Regions from separate parts of the Homo sapiens genome. Here region 2 is linked to region 1. Evidence: chromatin contacts called from ENCODE Hi-C or POLR2A ChIA-PET data. All regions are on one chromosome and are shown on one strand. Each heading gives the region's core, a stretch centred on a gene start or an enhancer-like site at or near the end of the contact. The rest is flanking DNA. Distances are from core to core; before and after follow the strand shown.

Region 1 (3,156 bases), core at 132-2,631:
AGGAAAATTGCCATCTGCAAACCAGAAAGAGAGCCCTTCCCAGACACTGGCTTTGCCAGTGCCTTGATCTTGCACTTCTCAGCCTCCAGAACTGTGAGAAATAAATGTTCATTGTTTAAGCCACTCAGTCTGTGGTATTTTTGTTATAGGAGCCCGAACTAAGACACCACTATTCTGATCGTAGTCTCTTGATGTTGCCATAATAAAATACCATAGTCTAGGAGGCTTTTACCAACATAAATTTAGTTTTCATAGTTCTGAACTCTAGGTCCAAGATCAAGGTTCTGGCCAGTCAAGTTTCTGGTGAGGGCTCTCTTCCTGGCCTGCAGGTGGCTACCTTCTCCCTTTGTCCTCTCATGGCTCTCCTTAGCACATGCTGGTGGAAAGGGAAAGAATGAGCTCTCAGGTGTCTTTTTTGTTGATGTTGTTGTTGTTGTTGTTGGAGATGGAGTCTCGCTCTGTCACCCAGGCTGGAGTGCAGTGGTGCAATCTTAGCTCACTGCAACCTCTACCTCCTGTGTTCAAGTGATTCTCCTTCCTCAGCCTCCCAAGTAGCTGGGATTACAGGCACACACCACCACGCCCAGCTAACTTTTGTATTTTTAGTAGAGACAGGGTTTCACCATGTTGGCCAGGATGGTCTCGATCTCTTGACCTTGTGATCCACCCGCCTCAGCCTCCCGAAGTGCTGGGATTATAGGTGTCAGCCACCGCACCCAGCCAGGTGATTCTTTTTATAAGCACGCAAATCGTATCAGGGCCTCATTTAACCTTAATTACTTCCTTGGAGGCCCCATTTCCAAATAAACTTCTACACAGGGGCTTAGGGCTTCAACATAGGAATTTGGGGAGGGATACACCAACATTCAGCCTATAATAGACCTCTGTCATACAGATGAGTATTGCTGGTTCTAGAGCTTCGTACAAACAAAATCATGTAGTATGTACTCTTTTGTGTCTGGCTTCTTTTCTTCAATGTAATCTTTTTGAGGTTCATTCATGTTGTTGCATGTCAGTGGTTCATTCCTTTTTATTACTGAGTAGCATTTCATTATACAAACAAACCGCAATTTGTCTATCCATTCTTCTGTTGATGAATATTTGGGTTGTTTCCACTTTGCCAACAGGTATTTATTCTATACAGGGCACTATGTTAGCTGCTAGGCTATAAAGAAATGTCACCCATGTCCCTGCCCATCAGGAGCTTATGCTTGGGATCTGTGCTTAGAAAATAGCCAAGGATACACCAATGTATAAAACAACATATGACTCTGACTCACTGAACAGAGACTGAGTCGGGTAATCAGAAGGAAGCAGTTTCTTAAGGAATACCAGTAAAGTCTGTTTGTAAATACACACACTTAAATGAGCCAGCTTAAGAACGCTAGCTGCCAGAGAAACAAAAGCAACTCCAAGTGAGGTCGGAGCTGGCAGGTACTTGGTCCTGCTGCATGGATACCTCCGGGAAACCTCATAAATGCTTCATTTCCTGTGTTCTGGGCCAAAGAACTTCATGAAGTGGGAGCAGGGTGAAAACATTCCCCTTGGAACAAAGCTGGCTCCTGATTTGTTTTTGTGGTTTTCTCCAAGAGGGCAGGGAGGGAAAGGTCTGTCCTCAAAAGGACAGCTAGGCCATGGTCAGGATGGTTTCACTGTGGTCAGGCGTGGATGCTCTGAGTAGAGGGAAGGCAAGGTGGACAAAGGGGTAAGGGCCCTGGGGTCCCAGTTTGGGGTCTAGTGGCTGAATAATGAGTTTCTCTGGCCCACAGGTGGATATGGGTAAGTCAGGTAGAATGTTTGGCACCAGGGGCAGGGCCATGAGGGCAGGGATGGGCGGCTGGAACTTGACAGCCCAAAAGGGTGCCTGAGAGCCCTCCCAGGGCTCTGTGGCAGAGCTGCTCATATCCCTGCCCATGGGTCTGAGAGTTGGGGTTTTGTGTGTCCTCACAAACCTTTGGAAGCCCACCCCTCAAGTTCTATCCTATCAAGCTCTATCTATGGTCACAGGACGTGGTCTTTCCTTGCCGTGATGATATTGGATGACAGAGTAGTAAGTGACCTCAGAGCTCCTAAGTTTTCAGAGGTGAGGGGTGATGGAATGGGGGAGTTCGGGGAGATTTCAGGACAGTTACTCAATGAAAGTTTCCAACCAGAATTTCATGACCATGTCAGTTATAACTATTCATGGAATATCAATATCACATGAATTTTCTGTTTCCTCTGGTTTTAAACTTTCTCTTTTACTTTTTTTTTTCACTGAAAAGACAAAAACTACATTAAATATAACTTGGAAAAAAAACCAATAAAGTTTCCTAATAGATATTTTCATGTTTGATTTCCCTCCAGTTCATATTTTACATATTGCTTTTTTCACAACACGTTAGCTTGAGCATTTGCCATGTTGCTGCAATAGTCTTTATGATAATTATGCTTATAGCTGTGTAATATTAACTGCTCATGTACCATAATTTTCTATTTTCTATTTCTGGCCATTTAAGTGTTCAGATTTTGCTCTTATGTATAACTCTGCCAACGAGTAATTCCTTTTTTTTTTTTTTTTTTTTTGAGATGGAGTCTCACTGTTTCACCCAGGCTGGAGTGCAACGGCGCGATCTCTGCTCACTGCAACCTCCACCTCCCGGGCTCAAGTGATTCTCCTGCCTCAGTCTCCCAAGTAGCTGGGATTACTGGCGCCCACCACCAAGCCCGGCTAATTTTTGTATCTTTAGTAGAGTCAGGGTTTCACCATGTTGGCCAGGCTGGTCTCGAACTCCTGGCCTCAAATGATCCACCCGCCTCGGCCTCCCAAAGTGCTGAGATTACAGGCGCGAGCCACCGCCCTCGGCCTGTAATTCCTCTTTTAAAAGAATTTTTACCCAAAGGTGCCACTCAGCACAGCCTTGACGGAGAGCCAGGTTTTCTCTGTTTGTGGGGCAGAAGGATGAAGAAGACTTGGACTTAGAACTACATCATTGTGGGTTCAAAGGGAAAGATAAATGGGTGTGCAGTGAGGGGAACTTCAAAAAGTCTAATTTCCAAAATGTTAAAAAAAAAAAGCATGATTTTCATACAAATACATAATGAGTACATGTCAAGGTTTTATTTTAACTCATTAATGGGAGAACCAAGTATATAAGAAAAACAGATGTAAATGTG
Region 2 (3,132 bases), core at 501-3,000, 37 kb after region 1:
TCTACCCAAAAGGACCCACCTTTAAAAAGGTCACATTGGAGGTTAAGCCTTCAGTATATGGTTGCGGGGGTTTGGGGGTCCACAATTCAATCTGTAACATAACCCAAATGGATCAGATTCCCTTTCACTCATTTTGGAATTGACACTAAGAAATGTCTATTTCTGGCTGAGCTGATCTAAGCTGGACCAATGATGTAAACTATTAGGAAGTGGGGGTGAAACCATGGTTTCCTCCAGGTGGAGTGGAAAGCAGAGAAGGACAGTTTACAGAAAAATAGAGACAGATAAAGTAAGAGTAAAAGACAGGTAGAATAAAAAAGTGAGTCTAGTTTCCACTACGTATCCACAGTAATTGCTAAAATGAACACACATAGACAATACCAAGTGTTAGTGGTGATATGGAGCAAGTGGAACTCACATCCACTGCTGGCGGGAATATAAAATGGTACAACTGCCTTGGAAAACAGTTTGGCAGTTTCCTATAAAATTAAACGCGCATTTATCGCATGACCAAACAATACTACTCCTCATATATTCCATACATGTGTGTGCACCAAGAAACGCGTACTTGGATATTTACAGAACTGTGATTGTAATAGTCTCAGACTGGAAATAACCCAACTGTCCATCAATAGTAGCACGGATAAATAAATTGTGGTATATTCACACAATGGAATACTCTATAGCAATGACAATGAGTAAATTACTGCTATATACAGCAACATGGATGAATCTCACGACTAAAATATTGAATGAAAGAAGCCAAAGTAAAAATAGGTGAAATTAATCCATGCTGTTAGATGTCAGGATAGTAGTTAGTATTAGGGACAGTAAGTGGAAGCATGGGTAAGCAAGACTTCCGAGATGTGACAATATTCTGTTTCTTGGTCTGATGCCAATTATGTGTGTTTAGTTTGTGAAAACCAGTCAACCTGTACACTTCTGATATGTGCACTTTTCTGTATGTGCAGTTCAATAAAAAGTTTTAAGCACATGAAATTTCATTAAAGATTTAAAAATGAGTGTAGGTATGGAGAGATGGTTGCCTGCTAATGTCAGTAGCATTCCTTACAGAATGAGAAATTTCACCCTGATCCAAAATTTCCTTTTTTGGACTTAAGAAATCTTGAGTGAGTTTCTCTAGGCTGGGGGAACAGTCCGTGATTCCTAAGCCTCTTCTACCAGAGGGGAGCTTTCCACACTGACAAAGACTGGGGACCAAAACTCTCACCTTCCCTTCCCCATGCCTGATCCTGGCCATCTTAAAAAGTGAACACAATTCGGGAAAAATAGCTAATGCATGCTGGGCTTAATACCTAGGTGATGGGTTGATAAGTGCAGTAAACCACCATGGCACATGTTTATCTATGTAACAAACCTGCACATCCTGCATACATATCCCAGAACTTAATAAACTAAAATAAAGAAAAAAAGTGGATGCATTTGTTCTCTGTATAAAGCAGATCATCTTCCAATTTTCAATCTCTAGTCTTCCATCAAGATCAAATCTCAACATTTATCAAATTCTGCCACAAATCTTGAGTTCTTTGAGGAAAGATACCCTGAATGTATAAATCACTGGTGACTTTCCTTACAAGTCACTCCAAAACAGAGGCAGGATCTAGAGTTGCAGACATTTTAGTTTCAATTAACCCACCAAATCCTCTACCTCCCCACATGGAAAGCAGCGTTGCTCAGATGCCTGGGATGTGAGATGGAATGCTTGTGGCCAGGTCATCAGCCAGCACAGTCTCAGGACACACAATCTGAGCTGTTTCAGAGTCAGCCCAGACACTGGATTGTAGTCAAAGCTGCATTTCAGAAATTTGGTTATTTATCCCCCAGTTCATTCCCCTGGATGGTTTCATAAGAAAATAGAAACCAACTCAGAGTCCAATTCTTCCCACATGATTGCAAGAGGACAGACCTCCAGCCCATGAAGCAGAAGTGGCAGGGCAATGAGGCGTTTACAGCCGAGTAAAGATCAGAGCCTTGGGACTGAGCCCTAAACCTCTCCAGATGGTTTGGCTGCCCAAAACTAATCCAAACACAGATAACTCAAGTAGCATCTTCTCTAGACAAGCTCAGGTTTATCCAACCTCATCCAATACAGTAAATAATCATTGTGAAGCAAAAGTTATGGAAGCTCTACTCTATCTGTTCTCTATGCATCTTGAATGACTATTTCCATCTGATCTTTCTTCTTTAATGGAATGGATGACCTCACTTGCCTTCAACCACAATGACTAAGACTCAAAGACTATTTCTTGTTGGAAATAAATTTGGCTTCACTAGCATCTTTCTGCCTCTATGTGGATTATATATCTCCAGATTTCCTTGTACTGTCTGGAAGACAGGGGGAGGCTTGGAGACTGGGTACTTCTGGAAAGTTCACTTAATGTCATGAAAGAGTGAGAACTTTATTCATTTACTCAACAAATGTTTATTCTCTGACATCAACCACTCTATGTACTGAGACTAGTCATGAACAAGAAAGTTCTTCTTTCATGGGGTTTACATTCCAGAGGGAGGGAGATAGAAAATGAACAAGTAAACAGTAAATTTTAAAAGAATTCCAGATATTAATAACAGTCATGGAAAAAAAGGAAACGAGATAAGATAAAGAGTAGCTAGGATGGTAGTTAGTTGCTTGGATAAGTGGTTGGAAAAGACCTCTCTAGGGAATATCCCATTTAAGCTGAGACTTGAATAACAAAAAGATGCATCCAGCAAAGATCTGGGGGAAGGGTATTCCAGGAAGAAGGAACAGCAAATGCAAAGGCTTTAAGAAAAGGCAGGGACAAGCCTGGCGTGTTCAAGAAAAAGGTCAATATGCCGGAGTGAAGAATAGAGTGATTTGAGATGAGGCCAAGGAGGTCTGCAGGGGCCAGATCACATAAGATTGCAGACTATAAGAAATAAAACTTGTCTGCCTGTTGTGGACAATCATTCAAATCTATTGGAGAAAATACAGTATTGAGTATGAGAGATGGTGTACAGCATAATGATTAGGGGCTCAGGCTCTGCAAATGGAACTCTTTTGGGATATATCCCTGCTCTGCCACTGTGCTGTGTGAGCTTTGACAAATGGCTTAGCCTCTCTGGGCATTTACCAGTGAAAGAGATCTGAGT

What was found. Hi-C counts contacts between places; a loop is a spot of excess contacts on that map. ChIA-PET counts read pairs that join two places held with the same protein, here RNA polymerase II (POLR2A). Pooled maps may share reads with other maps.
Region 2: a map of PC-3 shows a loop between it and region 1 (8-fold over the local background). The contact joins two enhancer-like sites. A Hi-C loop is called at or near these places in 4 of 168 maps with a recorded cell type or tissue (IMR-90, PC-3, Right ventricle myocardium inferior and 1 more) and 4 of 50 pooled maps. POLR2A ChIA-PET finds 5 or more read pairs at or near these places in 7 of 52 experiments (AG04449, AG04450, OCI-LY7 and 4 more).

The regions. Positions count from the first base shown.
Region 1 is chr3:16,138,961-16,142,116 of GRCh38, reverse strand. No RefSeq gene overlaps it. Among named protein-coding and RNA genes, the nearest start is that of GALNT15, 34 kb to the left of the region's middle. Within about 2 kb of position 1,381, at least 14 of the 41 ENCODE cell types and tissues checked have a DNase peak (open chromatin) inside an H3K27ac peak, as active enhancers do; they include IMR-90 and PC-3, where a contact is called at or near this core.
Region 2 is chr3:16,102,354-16,105,485 of GRCh38, reverse strand. No RefSeq gene overlaps it. Among named protein-coding and RNA genes, the nearest start is that of GALNT15, 71 kb to the left of the region's middle. Within about 2 kb of position 1,750, at least 5 of the 41 ENCODE cell types and tissues checked have a DNase peak (open chromatin) inside an H3K27ac peak, as active enhancers do; they include IMR-90 and PC-3, where a contact is called at or near this core.